2 separate regions of the Homo sapiens genome follow, and region 2 is linked to region 1. The links are chromatin loops, found by intact Hi-C in ENCODE. Cell type or tissue: dorsolateral prefrontal cortex. All regions are shown on one strand.

Region 1 (8,000 bases):
GCATCAAAAGACACTATTAATTAGGAGAGTGAGGAGGCAAGCCACAGACTGGCATATTCACAGTATGTATTCACAGATTTTATCCAGAATATGTTAAAAAGTTCAAATCATTTTTTTTTAAAGACAATCAGCTCCATGGGGGAAAAAGGGGTGCCAAAAATTTGAACAGGCATGTCATATACAGAATATCCAAATGGCCAATAAGCATTAAAAAACAGTACTCAACATCATTAGTCATTAGGCAAATATAAATGAAAACTAAAATGAGTTACCACTATATCCCTACCAGAATGGTTGATACTAAAATGACTAATGAGAAGGAGAATGTGGAGCAATTAAAAACTCTCAAACATTGCTAGGGACAGTATAAATCATTACAACAGGCATACTTCAGAGATACTGCAGGTTCAGTTCCAGACCACTGCAATAAAGCGAACAGCACAATGCAGTTATGTTTACACCATAGTGTAGTTTATTAAATGTGCAATAGTATTATGTCTAAAATATTATAGGTTGGCACCATTAAAAGTAATGATAAAAACCGGAATTACTTTTGCACCAACCTAATAACAATGTATAACCTTAATTGTAAAATGCTTTATGGATAAAAATGCTAATGATCATCTGAGACTCCAACGAGTCATAATCTTTTGCTGGTGGAAGGTCTTGCCTCAATGTTGATGGCTGCTGACGATCAGGGTGGTGGTTGCTGAGGTTGGCATGGCTGTAGCAATTTCTTAAAATAAGACAACTATGAAGTTTGCCACATTGATTGATTCTTCCTTTCATAAAAGGTTTCTCTGTAGCATGCAATGCTGTTGGATAGCATTTTACCCACAGTAGAACTTTTTCAAAATTGGAGGAGATTCTGTTTCAAGAAACCACTTTCTTTGCTCATCCATAAGAAGCTACTTCTTATCTATTCAAGTTCAATCATGAGATTGTAGCAATTCAGTCACATCTTCAGGGTCTACTTCTATTTCTCCATTTCCTCCACATCTGCAGTGACTTCCTCCATTGAAGGCTTGAGTCCCTGCAAAATCATCCATGAGGGTTGGAATCAACGTCTTCCGAACTCTTCTTAATGTTGATATTTTGACCTCCTCCCACGAATCACGAATGTTCTTAATGACATCTAGAACGGTGAATCCTTTCTAGGAGGTTTTCAATTTACTTTGTCCAAATCCATCAGAGGAATCACCGTCTATGGCAGCTATGGTCCTACAAAATGTATGTCTGAAATAATAAGACTTGAAAGTTGAAATTACTCCTTGGTCCAGGGGCTGCAGAATGGATGTTTTGTCAGCAGGCATGAAAACAACATGAATTCATCTCCTTGTGCATCTCCATCAGAGCTCCCGGGTGACTAGGTGCATTGTCAATAAGCAATAATATTTTGAAAGAAATCTTTTTTTTCTGAGTAATAGATATCAAAATAGGCTTAAAATATTCAGTAAAACAATATTCAGTAAACAGATGTACTGTCATCTAGCTGTTGTTCCATTTATAGAGCACAGGCAGAGCAGATTTCACTTAATTCTGAAGGGCCCTAGGATTTTTTTTGAATAGGAAATGAGCATTGGTTTCAACTTAAAGTCACCTGCTGCATCAGCTCATTAAGAGAGTCAGCCTGCACTTCGAAGCTTTGAAGCTAGACACTGACTTCTCCTTTCTAGCTATGAAAGTCCTCTTCTTCCAACATAAGGTTGTATCATCTGCATTGAAAATCTGTTGTTTAGTGTAGACATCTTCATCAATTATCTTAGCTAGATCTAGATAACCTGCTGCAGTTTCTCTGTCAGCACTTGCTGCTTCATCTTGCTCTTTTATGTTATGAAGGCAGCTTTGTTCCTTAAACCTCACAAACCAACCTCCGCTAGCTTCAAACTGTTCTTCTGCAGCTTCCTCATCTCTCAGCCTTCATAGAACTGGAGAGAGTTAGGATCTTGCTCTGGATTCGGCTTTGGCTTAAGGGAATGTTGTGTCTCGTTTAATCCTCTATCCAGACCACTAAAAGTTATTTCACTTTCGTGAATTCACTAGGGTAGCACTTCTAATTTCCTTCAAGAACTTTTCCTTTGCATTCACAAATTGGCTGTTTGGGGCAAGGGGCTCAACTTTTGGCCTGTCTTGACTTTTCACATGCCATCTTCACTAAGCTTAATCATTTCTAGCTTTTAATTAAAAGTAAGAGATGTGTGACTCTTCCTTTCACCTGAACACTTAGAGGCCATTTTATAGTTATTAGTTGGCCTAATTTAAATATTATTAAGGTCTGAGGAGTGGGAGGGTGATGGAGAAAATGGCTGCTTCCTGGAGCAGTCAGAACACACCCAACATTTATTGAGTAACTTTGCCGTCTTATATGGATGAGGGTCATGGTGCTCCAAAACTATTACAATACTAACAACTAAGATCATTGATCACAGATTGCTATAACAGATGTAATAACAATGAAGGACTTTAAAATATTGCAAGAATTACCAAAATGTGATACAGAGATATGAAGTGAGAAGATGATGTTGGAAAAACGGCGCTGATAGGCTTGCTCAATGCAGGTTTGTCATAAACCTTCAATATGTAAAAAATGCAATTGCCTACCCTATAACAGTTCCATTCCCATATATATGTATGTGTATATTACGTATGTGTATATTATGACCAAAAAAAGTGTGTATTACGACCAAATTAATTATGCTAGTCTCAAGCTTGCTTTTTCATACAGGCTATATATTTACATATATACAAATACATATATATGTGAATGGAATTGTTTTATTATAGGGTAGGCATATGTTTAGCATACATATACATATATTATGTATATGTATCTATTTACATATACATATGTAAATAGATACATATACATAATATATCTCTCTCCAAAAAGGAGTACTGAATAAGTTATCCCAAAGGCATATAAAAGGATGTTCATACTAGCTTTATTCACAATAGTCCCAAACCTAAAACCAACCAAATATCCATCAACTTGTGGTATATTCAGTCAATGGAAGAGTATTCAGCAATTTTAAAAAGCCTCTGCTGCATACAACATGGATAAATCTCACAGATATATTGTGGTGAAAGCATCTAAACATAAAAGAGTACATATTAAATGATTTTATTTATATGTAGAATAGATAACACTAACCTATAGTAATATAAATCATAATGATATCTAACCCTTGGGAGGAGACTGACTGTAAGAAAACTTGAGGAAGCCTTCTATGCTACCTTGATCTGGGTGGAGGGTACAATAAATCTCAATATTTGCCTCTGCTAAAGACTACCTTGCTAGTCTCAAGCTTGCTTTTTCTCACTTAACAATATATTGTGACCATTTACATGTCAGCAAAGATATCTTTCATTAATATTAAGTTGTTGGCGTCTTTTTTCTTTTCTTTTTTTGTGATGGGGTCTCATTCTGTAGCCTGCACTCTGCACTGGAGTGCAGTGGCGCCATCATGGCTCACTGCAGCCTCAAACTCCTGGGCTCAAGCGACCCTCTCACCTTAGCCTCCTGAGTAGCTTGGACTACAGGTGCATGCCACCACAACTGGCTAATTTTGTTTTTTAGAGACAGGGTCTTGCCATGTTGCCCAGGTTAGTCTTAAACTCTTAGCCTCAAGCTATCCTCCCCCCTTTGCCTCTCAAAGTGCTGGGATTACAGGCGTGAGCTGCCGTACATAGCTGGACATCTTTTTTTTTTATTAAACGTACTTTCAGGAATCTTATTCTCCAAAGTAAGTTATAAATGCTACAGTGGCAGGGGCTCCATCTTACAAATCCCATGAATAAAGGGAACTTGGAGCTGTGGAAACAGTCCTGGGTTTAAAGCTGAATTTTGCCCCTTTGCCTGTGCAACCTTGGACAAATTACACACCTTCTCCAGGTTCAGTTTCCACATCTATTTTTTTTTTTAAATCGGGACAACGCTTACACATGAAGTTGTTAGAAAGTTTTAAATAGGCAATGAATGTAAGGAGCTCAACACCTAGTAGGTTCTCATCAACTGATAGCTCCATTCTCTTCCATCCTCACCAAGCCTTGCTCATAGAGCCCTCAATAAAGCTGTGATTATTTTCTTACTTTGCTCCTGTATCCAAGCACCAGGGTAGAGAATGAATGAAGGGCAGTATCAGCTCAACAGTCTTCCTAATACCAATCATTTCTTCTCAAGGTCAAGAGCTTGTTTTTAACTTGCTTTTAACAAGAGCTTGTTTTTAATTTGGTTTAATTGACCACATCATTTGAGATTTGAAGATGAATCCTGAGAACTCATAGTAATGGGTTCCTTGATTCCTCTCACCGGTCATGGCCAGCAATCCCATCAGCAGGAATAAAAGGGAAGAAATGCACTGAGCTCTAAGCCTGGCAGGCAGTGTTTGACACATCCAGGCTGATCCCAGAATCAACGGTACAAGAAAGAAATATTTTAAATAACGAGAATTTGAAGAAGCAAATAGCACCACCAAGTGGCCAACATTCCATATGGAAGTTGTTCCATGCCCAGATTCAGCCGTGAGTCTTTCCTAGCTACTGTATAATGTCTTGGCTTCACAGGGGTGGAGAGAGAAATAAGATAAATAAAGGGCAGTGAACACAGTTGATCCCTCCATCTGTTCCTCAACAAGATCTGTGAATATGTGCCCACTGTGTTTTGGGCCTCCTAACTTCATAATCAGGCTCTAATTCAACCTCTTGCCATGGCATTTTATAGACTTTAACCTGCACAAACCCCACCCTACTCCTATTTACTGCCAGCTGAACTCTCAATGTGGGATTTATAAAAATATATTTCTTGTCACAGTTCCTGTCTTCTACCATATATGGCTGCCTATCTACTTAGGGGTTTTCCTGAACAATATGAGGACAGTTTGTTCAAAGATGTAATCTTAGCACCAAACATGATGCTTGGCATGGAGAATGAGCTTAATAAATGTTTTTGAGCAAACTAATATAAAAGTGATTCAACTGTCCAATATATGATATATCCACTGACTTCAGAAATCATTTCACTCACTCGATTCAATACATATTAAGTACCTCCTATGTGCCAATAATTGTGTATGGGGCTAGGGTGACAAAGATGACTAGAACACCAGTCCTCTGCCCGCAAGTATCTCTAGGTGGGCAACAGACAGTCATGAACATGAATAATATAACCAGAGCTATGAGAAAGGAGTTAGCAGGCTTCTCTTGATACCTGGAGGAGAAAGAGGAATTCAACTTGCCTGAGTTGATGAGCTAAGGCCTCCAGGGCTTCTGAGCCAAAAGAGTGTTTAGGATGAGTAGTTCTCCAGATGGACTATAAATGGGGGGTTGGGGAGAGGAATTCTAGCCAAAGAGAACAGGATGCTGTGCATGGAGTCTGAGCAGGGTCACCTCTGGACTTCACAGAGCAAGAAGCTGAGCTTTCTGTTGTGTTTGAGGGATACAAAATACCCATCTTCACAAGGGTAGCATTTGAGGGTATTGTGGGAAGCAATAGGGGAAAGCCCTCAAAACTTTCTCTGCAAAAGTAATAATTTCCTTTTTGTCAACCAGGAATATTTGAAAACATTTCAAAATAACAACCTCTCTTTTTTCTCCCTGGTAATCCTTTGGCAACTCTGCTTTCCTGATCCCTTGTCTGTTTCTCTCCTCTCTCCTTTCTCCCCAACTTGTTACCTTTCCCCTACCCAGTCTCAGAATCCCTGCAAGAATCCATAGGAACCACTGCTGTCCCAGGTTAGGAGAAAAAATTAAAAATGGATCTTGAGCACGACATTTCAGGACCACAGACAGTGGCATGAAGCCTACCCATCCACTGACATTTCAGTCATGCCAGCTCCAACTCATTAGGCCCTCTGCAGACTCGAAAACATGGCCTCCAAGTTTACCAAGCAAACAAGGAAACACGGACACATCCAGAAGCAATAGGAGAGGTTAAAATAACGATAGAACAAACAGACAAATATTAGTCGAGGTATAAGAGATTTGAAGAATATAAAACAAAGTTGGCCTGATGGATCTTTATAGAATACTGCAACCAAAAATTGCAAAATATATATGTTGTTTTAAAGTATGGAACATTTCTTAAAATTAAGTGTCCATTGTACAGTCGCAACATATTTCAAAGGACTGAAATCATAAGAGTATATTATTTTAAAAGTATTCAGCCAAGCTAGAAATCAGTTACAAAAAATAACTAGAAAATCCTCATGTATTTTGAAATTAAGAAATACACTTTTAAATAACAAATGGATCAAAGAATATATTCATAATATAAATTAGAAAATTTTTGGAACTGAATGAAAATGAAGATAGCAACATTTGGAGATGCAGACAAAGTAGTAAATACAGAGAAGTTTACAGCCTAAACTCATATATTAAAAAATAAAAAGGTGGAAAACTAAACAGTTAAACACTAGCCCAAGTTAGAAAAAGAAAAGCAAAAACAAAGGATAGAAGGAAGAAGTTAGTAAAGATGAGAGCAAAAATTAATAAAAGGGAAAACAAACATACAATAAAGAAGATTAAAGTTAAATTTAAAGTCCTTTGAAAAGACAAATAGCATGGATAAACTTCTAGTGAGATTGATCAAGAAAAATGAGAGGTCACAAATAACCTCTTTTTCATGAATGAAAAAGACATAAGTGCAGATTCTATAATAATTAAAAATAAAATAATATGAATAACTTTACGCCACTACATTTACAAGTTTAACAGGAAATGAAAATTTTTTCAGAAAAATACAACAGAAAGAAAATTTTTAAAATCTGAAATCTTCCTATGAAATAGACTGCATCTGTAATTAAAATCTTCCTGCAAAGAAATCTCCACGCCCAGAAGCATTCAATTGGGCTTCCACAAAATTAATATGGAAAAAACAATGCCAATGTTACATAAAGTCTTCCAGAGAATGAAAGAAAAAGGTATATCCTCCCCAACTCATTGTATGAGGCTATCACAATCTTGATAGCACAAAACCCGATGAGGACAGTATAAAAAGAAAATTTAGAGCCCAATATCATTCGCGAGCATGGATGCCAAAATAGTCTATACTATACAATATAGTATACATATTTGTTACGAAGGTAACAAAATTTGGAGATGCAGGTAAAGTAGTAAATACAGGGAAGTTTGCTGTATAATACTATATAGTATACATATTTACAAATAGTAAATCAAACATCAAATTTTAAAAAGGGGAGAGGGAGCTAATATATCATTACAAATATTAGTTTATTTCAGGGATGAAAGATTTAACATAACAAATCAATCAATGTAATTGGCTACATTAATAGATTAAAGGATAAAAATCCTATGTTCATCGCAATAGATTTCAAAAGAGCATCTGATAAAATTCAGCCTTCTTTTCTTTCCTAATTATAAATTAAGGAAAAAACCTTACTGGCTGGGCACAGTGGATCACACCTCTAATCCCAGCACTTTGGGAGGCCAAGGAGGAAGGATCGCTTGGGCTCAGGAGTTCAAGACCAACCTGGACAACAAACATAGTGAGACTTCATCTCTACTAAAAATAAAAAAAAAATTAGCTGGGCATGGTGACACGTATCTATAGTTCCAACTTTTGGGAGACTGGGGCAGGAGGACTGCTTGAGCCTGGGAGACTGAAGCTGCAGTGATCTGTGATTGTACCACTGCACTCTAGCCTGGGCTACAGAATAAGACTCTGTCTCAAAAAAAAAAGAAAGAAAAGAAGAGAGAAAAGAGAAGGAAAGAAAAGAGAAGGAAGGAAGGAAAGAAAAGAAAGGAAAAAACCTTGCTAAAACTAGAAACAGAGGGATTCCCCTTCATCTCATAAAGAATATCTATTAAAAGTTACAGTAGGGCTGGGGGAGGGAGAGCATTAGGAGAAATACCTAATGTAAAAGTGACGAGTTGATGGGTGCAGCAAACCAACATGGCACATGTGTACCTATGTATCAAACCTGCATGTTGTGCACATGTATCCTAGAACTTAAAGTATAATAATAATAATAAAAGTTACAGTA
Region 2 (8,000 bases), 190 kb before region 1:
CTTGGCAGGCACCCTTGCCCTGCCCCCTCACACTACCCACACGTGCTCATGGACCAGTTCCTGGATTCCTGCTGTATCTCAGCCTGGAGGACACACCTTACCATAGTGGGTTCTTAATGGGGGCAATGAGGTATATTTGTGGTTTCAAAGTTTCTCCTACAGATTTTTACAACCTGGTAGGTGGTACCCAAAGCTCCCAACTCAGCATTTAAACACAGAGAGCTCTTATTTCCTCCCTTTTTACTCCTGTCAACACCTGCCACTTTGGGGCTGTTGTTGCTGTCTATAATTTATAATCACCATTTCAGAAAGAAGGTATATTCCTACTGGCCTGATGCACGTCCAGTACTTTGGCTCTTCCAAAGGAAGAGGATGGCTAGAAATAGGATCTTGTTTCACCTTCAGCATCCCGTAGAAGATGAATACTTCATTTTATGTACAAGACAATCCAGGCACTTCCTGAGAGTCAGAGACTTCCTTGCGTAGCTGGATTTCAAAAGAGAAAGCCTGGGTTCATGCCTGAGAATAGAAGAGAACCATAGCTGCTTGGATCCAGGTGGGCTTTCAGACCTCATGCTTCTGGACATTAGCTTGGTTACCAAAAGCATGTGGAACCCAGCAACAAGACATTCAGGCGCTTCTGTTCCATCCCTTCTCCCTGCATATCTTGAATCTAGGAGTATCAATGATTGGAGATTTGCCCTGAGAGATAAGGAACCAAGTCTCTCTTTATTTGTCTTTTAATCCTTCCTTAAGGGCTCTGTAATTCAGCATGTTTGGAATTATAAACAGCTACATTAGTGGTTGACTGTGGACACGTTTCTGTAACACCTGTACCTAAACTACAAGAGTGTGCTCGTAGGGGTATCCTCTATTTCCCAGGTTTGGATGAAATTTGAGCCACAGAGATCATCTGTGACTGTAGATTAGGAAGCTCAAGTCCACTAATGTGGCCTAAGACCCCTTCCTGGGCCTCAGTTTCTTTATTTGTAAAATGGAGTGGCTGTACAAAAATGATCCCTCCGGTTCCTTCCAGCTCTGACACCCTTCCATTGGATTCCTGCCTTGGCCAATGGCTGACTCACTCTTTGAAGAACACGCCTGTGGTTGCAGTGGTGGTAGTTTCCTAAGATTCCAGGCGAGGGCAGCAGGCAGTAAACGGACGCTGCTGCGGGAATTCGGGTGAGGAGCATCTCTGAGGCAGGGAAGGATTTCCAGAAGAAGAAGGGCTGTGGCCACCATGACTCCTCTTCCTTTCTCTTGTGATAATGTAGGCTGGGGCATCCCCCCATCCCTATGCCCTCTGATACCTGATGGTCCTCTATCCCTGTAGATTCCACCATCCTTGTTAACTACAGGGCTGCCCGTATTTCAGGCCTCTTCCCTGTTTCGGCCCTGGAGACCATGTGCTGCCTAACAGCCATCCTGCCTGCCTGAACATTTATTCCCACATCGACGCCCTCCCATCCCAGCACCTCACACTCTGTTTCAGCCTTGCTTTCTCCACCCTTTTCCCCACCATCACCTCCACCCTATGGGAATGAGAACACAAATGACTGTGCCTCCCTGAGAGTGAACAGTTGCAGTCACAGCTTCTAAGGAGTGTGGGCCAAGGCTGGTCCTCAGCTGTTGGCTCACAACATCTTCTTTCTGGAAACTCAAAGGTACTGCCTAGAAAAACCCACGGACGCCATGCTCTGCATATACCTCGTGCTCTGGTGTTTCAGCAAACAGACCCTGGGGTCCTATTTAGAAGCACAGGAAACCTTTTTGTTCATCCTCTGCTTGCACTTCTGAACCATGCCTGGCTTCCTGTCAGCCCCAGGCCTCTGCACATGCTGCTCCTCTCCCTGGAGGACCCTCAGCCCTTCTTTCCCCTGCCAGCTCCTTCTCCCACTGCAGGGCCCGGCTTCAGAGGCCTCCTCTTTTTGGCTGTTCTCCCCTTCCTGCCCCTGCCCAAGTCTGTGTTCAGATCCGGATTCCATTAAAACAACAAAAACCTAATCTGGCTGACAAGCAAAATGGGAAATTGTTGCAGGGACATAAGATATCTCTCAGTGTGGCTGGGAAGTAAGATAATTGGATGTGGGAACAGGAGAGAAGAACAACCTGGCTGTCCAGTCTAGGTGCGTCCCTGGAATGGGCAAGCCCCATTCATTGTCTTATGTGTCTCAGCCAAGCTGCAAAGGCCCAGAGAAAGTGTGATTGGCTCATGCCATGCAGTTGGCCCTGGGCTGACAGTGGACTGGTTTACAGCCCCTCCAAGACTCTGTCACAATGTGGGACAGGCAACTCCCAAATAAACTCGAGGTGCTGATGGACAGGAGGAATGGAAACTGAGGGGGCTGGCAGAGAGCAACACAACAAACTCTGAGACAGAGAATCATTTGCAAGAGGTGTATTAGGGAGGGTTCTTGGGATCAATACCTGTGGAAGGAAAGGGATGCAGGCAGGATTGAGCAGGAGAAGTTGAACTGAACTGCAGTGCAATACCAATAAAGACCTCAGCTTTAGAGATTTAGAGCCCTAAGTTGGGGCAAAAGACCAAGGCCTTTTTACCTCTGGGTTGACCCAGGAGGCCCATCTGAGTTGGAAGCAGGTGTGGCATTGGATAAGGCAGTTTTCTTGAGCTGAAGTGCTTTCCTGAAAGAGCTGCTGATAGTGCTCTTTGCAGCTGCAGGAAAAGTGCTCCACTGCTGAGGGGGTACCTGGGCAGTACATCTGGTGTGCACAGTAGAGCTGATGGATATCATGGTCTCCTTCAGTTTTCAGGGCTGCCTCCCTACACCTTTATTGCTGTGGGATCACACCTTTCAAATACATTTGATTATCTCTAAAATAAATACCATTAAGGAAACGGACCTGCTGCCATCTCACAGATTTCAAAGTAAAAAGAAATGAACGTTGGCTTATAAGCTCATTTACAATGCTTGTGCACCCAACCACCACTGTCCATTAGAGCAGTCAGCTGGGAGCTGCCTGGGGTGGGAGACGCTCCTTTACCAGAACAATCCCCTCCTGACGGCAGAGGGCCTCCTTTGTGTAATTTCCCCAGATGCAAACGCATCCCTCACGGACCTTCTGAGGCTGATCTCATGAAGCTGTAATACACTCCTAGCTCCCCTTGGAAATCTGAAAACAGTGAAACCCAGTCCGGACCTGTTCCAAAAGTCTCAGCTGGCAAGGCCGGGGGAGCGGCTGGGATCTGGGGAAGTGGCTCAGAGCCCAGGAGTTATTGTAGGGACAGCCCTGTCAGGCCTCTATGGAGCAGAAAACTGCAAGGCCAGAAGGGTTGCATCCCTTGACACCTCCCCCACCCCATGACATCACCCACATGGCACGGTTGGCCTTATCCCGCAGCACTTGAAGATGCTCAGACCTTGAATCGCTCCCAAGGTCACACAGTGACTCACATGCTGCTTGTTAGCATCATCTACTGTTTCTTCTTTTTCTTCCTACAAGAAAAGGCGTAACAGAGGGATTGTGCCAAGTGGGTATTAGAGCCTTGTCAGGGAAGGCAATATTATACGATTCTAGTGGCTTGAAATAACGACGCATAAGAAACCTAGCTCATAAATTTACCATTGCTATTTGTCTATGGATTCCGCGTCATGGATTTTTTGCAAGTCACCCAGTGTCTCACGCAGCTGCACAGGGCTGCAGTGAATACGGACATCTGACACCCAGAGAGAGGGGCAGGCCACAAGGCTGAACACGAGAGCACACCCAGGAGTATAGGGAACATTTATTTCCTCTGAACCCATCCTCTCTGTGCTGTCTTCAGAGGTGAAGAACAAAAATAATGCTCAAAAAGATTGAAAGGACTGGTAACCTTGCTGCACAGAATCATTATTCATTTCTGATCTGAATACATTAGCAAGCCAAAGAAAAATCCAGTATACAATATGCATTCAGACTCCATGACCCTTATTTCCCGTTCCGCAACTTCGAAGGTTGGCTCGGTGACTGAGCACAGACCCTGCAGGCTAAATCAAGGCAAGCTGAAGCTGGAGATGGTTCTGGACCTGTTGGTGAAATCTCTAAGTTAGCTGGTTACTTTTCAGTGCCTAAGCTGTGCATGGAACACAGATCAAATGTGCAATACCAAGCGCCACAAGGAAAATGTCTTCACGTTAAAGGAACAGAGCCTTGCTGACTGTGGTTGCCGTTCACAATGGATAGTCCTGTGCTGCAAAGACTTTTTTTGGATCCCTGCCAATGTTAGTCTCTGCAAGACAGAATTTGATTTAATGCAGCAGGAACTGAAGACCCGCAAGACAGAATTTGATTTAATGCAGCAGACACTGAAGATCTGCAAGACAGAATTTGATTTAATGCAGCAAGTACTGAAGACCTTACTCTTCGGGGACCCTAATTCTATGTGGTATTGTGGATTTCAACGCACTTTCTGAAAGCCACACTTTTGGCTAAATGTAGCACATCATTGGGACCTGGTCCCAGCTCTTTTATTAACTGTGTGAGCCTTGACCATGACATTTGATCTCTTTGTACCTCACTTTTCTTGTCTCTATGAGGTGGGTTAATATTCTGAAATACCGACTGAGTTTTTCTTATCATATTTTCCTATACTCAGCCCTTTCCCCAACCCTTACTCTTATTTAATCAGCCAGGCTTTGTTTAGCTTATTTTTGCATTTCTTTGCCTCAGGGAAGCAGTGTAGATTAGAGAAAAAGGATATTTTTTCCTGACTTTTAATGTTTTAGACCCAATAGAACTCAGCAAGAATATGAAAAAGATAATAGATTTGGAAGAACAATAATGTAAGAGCAAATCATCCTGATTCTAAAACTAGAGATTTCCCTGGCTGCAGGAAAGAGCAACAGAGCAGGAAAGATTCTACAGACCTGCTTGGTCCATGAGCTGGGGAGTCCTGCATCCAGCCTCCTGCATCCCTGGTGAGTTCTGGGACAACAATAAGACAGGTTTGAGAGAATCTGGGGATAGATAGCATCTGGACCCCTATTCTTGGGTAAAGCCCAGGAAGTAGTAAGACTCCCAAGTTTGGAGGTAGGGAAGTGAGACAGGAAAAGGAGAAAAACCAGCAGATATATGCTCATGAGTGGGTAACCACTGTGAGCAGCTGGGGCTCAATTCTGTGGCAGACCCCTGAGAAACCATGAAGAACACAACTGTTCCATTGGAAGACAGGGAAGATGCAGCATTTGTCCACTGATTCTCTTCCTTGTTGGATGAGAGTAGCCCAGGGGATAATCTCCCCTTCATTTCTTGATAGAGCAAACACCCACAATGGTGAAAAAACACCTCATATAGAAGAGCAAAGAATATACATGCTTGGGGAGGAAAACCAGCAGCATGTAGGGTTCTCTATTCCCCATCTGCAGGCAAACTCAGAGGTGGCCCAGGAGGGTATGGGATGAGACACTCACAGCAGTTTCTACATGAGAGTGATGTCCCAGCTGAGTAATCGGGTTCAGATAAAATGAAGTTGAGTAGAACAATAACAATTCAGAATCTTGCACTTCTATATGAATGAATCATGGTTTCCCAGGTAACTGCCCTTGTACAAAATCCTAACAGTAGCCATTGAGTCTTCTCAATAATCCATGAGATGGGCATTAGTTCCATTTTACAGACAAGGAGACTGAGGCTCTGAGAGGTTCAGCAACAAATCTCTGAGACAGGATTTGAATTTGTGTCTGCGTGACTCCAAAACCTTCCATTTGTCCCCTTGAACTCTATTTCCTGACCAGCTCTTGGTGTCCTTCTCTCCTGACATCTAACCCCACCATTAGATGATGACCTCCCTCTTGACCCTTGAATCTGATGGCTGACATTGTTCTTACTTGCTCTGGGGCCAGCCCTTGTGGACAATGCTCCATCTTATTTATACCTGTGCGTGGCAGAACACTTTCAGTTGCAAGTGACAGCATTCAACTTCAAAAGCTTAGTTGTTGTTGTTGTTGTTGTTTTTTTTTGAAATTATTTGGGAAGGATCTAGGATATTTCATGTACACCTGGGAAAGGCAAAGGTGCTGATGGGTCTCAGAGATGCCTGAAACTAAAGGCTGTGAGGCTCTCTCTCTCTCTCATTTCTGTTTCTCTCCGAGTGTCAGCTTTATTCTTGCCTAGTGCAGGCTGGCCTCCTACACATGGCTAGAAACAGCTGCCCCACTTTTCTCAGAACCAGCTAGAGAAATTAAGAAAAGACTGTTTTGACCTTGCTTGCACAAGCTGTCCATCCTCAACCAATCTCAAGGCTGTTCCCAGAGAAGGTAGAGCCACTGTGAGCCAGGAAGTAGCCCTAACTGGAGTGTGTGAAGCCCCTTCCAGCCAACATGGATTCAGACACTAGGGCTCCATCTTGAGAACCTCATAGCCCTTGAAACAGGGCTAAACACATAGTAGATGCTCAGTGAACATTGTGGCAGACTGCATTTCCTAAGATGTGTGCAGCAATGTCTCTCAACCCACATTATCTTCTTTCAAAGTGATTTCTCTCAATGACACTCTTCTCATTGAGACATTGTGTTCATTCCATATTCCTTCCCCTCAATTTGGGGTGAACTTCTGAGGGTATTGAAAATGACACTTGGTTATTTCTGGGTCATAAAAGTCAATATAGCTTCTGCCTATATCGGGATGCTTACTCCTGGAACCCAGCTACCATGCTATAAGGAGATCTAAGCAACCATATGGAAAGGACCCATGTAGATGCCATAGCTGGCAGTCCCAGCTGGGGATCCAGTCAACAGCCAGCATCAACCATTAGACCTGTGAGTAAATGAGCCTTCAGTGGTTCCATACCCCAGCTGTTGGGTCACTCCCAGCTTTCAAACCTTCCTTCCCAGCTGAGACTCCAGATATCATAAAGGCAGACACAAGCTGGTCCTATTGTGTAGTGATATGGTTTGGCTTTGTGTCCCCACCCAAATCTCATCTTGAATTGTAATCCCCATAATCCCCATGTGCCAAGAGACAGACCAGGTGAAGGTCATTGACTCATGGGGCAGTTCCCCAATGCTGTTTTCATGATAGTGAGTGAGTTCTCACAAGATATGATGGTTTTATAGGGGCTCTTACCCCCTTCGCTGGGCACTTCTCCCTCCTGCCACTTTGTGAAGAAGGTGCCTTACTTCCCCATCCACTTCCACCATGATTGTAAGCTTCCTGAAACCTCTCCAGCCATGTGGAACTGTGAGACCATTAAACCTCTTTCCTTTCTAAATTACCCAGTCTTGGGCAGTTCTTTATAGCAGTGTGAGAATGGAGTGATACATGTAGTTTCTAAATTTCACACCCACAGGATTCATCAGCATAACAAAATGGTGGTTGCTTTACCCTACTAAGTTTGGAGTAGTTTGTTACACAGAAATAGTAATTGGAACAAATACTCACCGGTTGCTTTGCTTATGTGATGCTATTTGACTGTATCCTGTGGCCTAGAGTGATTTTGTGATCTCGTCCTTGCCTAGCTAGTTATTTGAGCTCTTAGATGAGCAGGATTTTTTCCTAGTAGAGACATGTCTCTGTCCTCTGCTTCATTCTCCTATCCCTTCCTTTCCTCCCCCTGCCTAGACCTTGATAAAATGTCTTGCGTTTTGGATCTCATCTCTAAGCTTCATTTCTACTATTGGTTCATAATGTATCTTTCCTGTTAAAATATGACCAAGCCACATAAAGACACAAGAGTGGCAATGAAGGGAAAGGTAACAACACAGTATCTATATTAGGTCATGAAAGCAACTGCAGCCTGAGCATCTCCACTGACGTCTGTGCATCTCTCAGGACTGGTAGGCAGAGCAGTCATGCCCGCAACTCACCCAGGTTGACAGTGTGTCATAGCATCTGTATCACTTTTGATTCCTTATAAAGCAGATCTTGAGACTAGAATTTGGGTACAGATAATTTATTTGGAAGCTGTCTTGGTTTGTCCTGGCTGCTATAATAAAATACCTTAGATTGGGTAATTTATAAACATAGAAATTTGTTGCTCACAGTTCTGCAGTCTGGAAAGTCCA

Evidence for each region. A loop is a pair of places that touch in the nucleus more often than their neighbours do. Peaks named below come from ENCODE experiments on the same cell type or tissue, not always from the same donor. Only the 100,000 strongest peaks of a DNase experiment are listed, where the experiment ranks them.
Region 2: a loop joins it to region 1, with 11 times the contacts of the local background. A loop is called at or near these places in 89 of 110 quality-filtered maps.

What each region holds. Positions count from the first base shown.
Region 1 is chr3:42,958,279-42,966,278 of GRCh38, reverse strand. No RefSeq gene overlaps it. Among named protein-coding and RNA genes, the nearest start is that of GASK1A, 17 kb to the left of the region's middle. In dorsolateral prefrontal cortex, CTCF peaks have their summits at 4,275 and 4,474 (motif pointing left); a DNase peak (open chromatin) is centred at 4,445; H3K27ac peaks cover 377 bases.
Region 2 is chr3:43,149,042-43,157,041 of GRCh38, reverse strand. LOC105377051 (a long non-coding RNA gene) reads right to left here and starts at 5,463. Exons shown (of 3, transcript XR_940777.3): 1 at 5,409-5,463; 2 at 4,866-4,923; 3 at 3,913-4,228. In dorsolateral prefrontal cortex, CTCF peaks have their summits at 1,132 and 3,009; DNase peaks (open chromatin) are centred at 1,131 and 3,076; H3K4me3 peaks cover 1,390 bases; H3K27ac peaks cover 2,384 bases.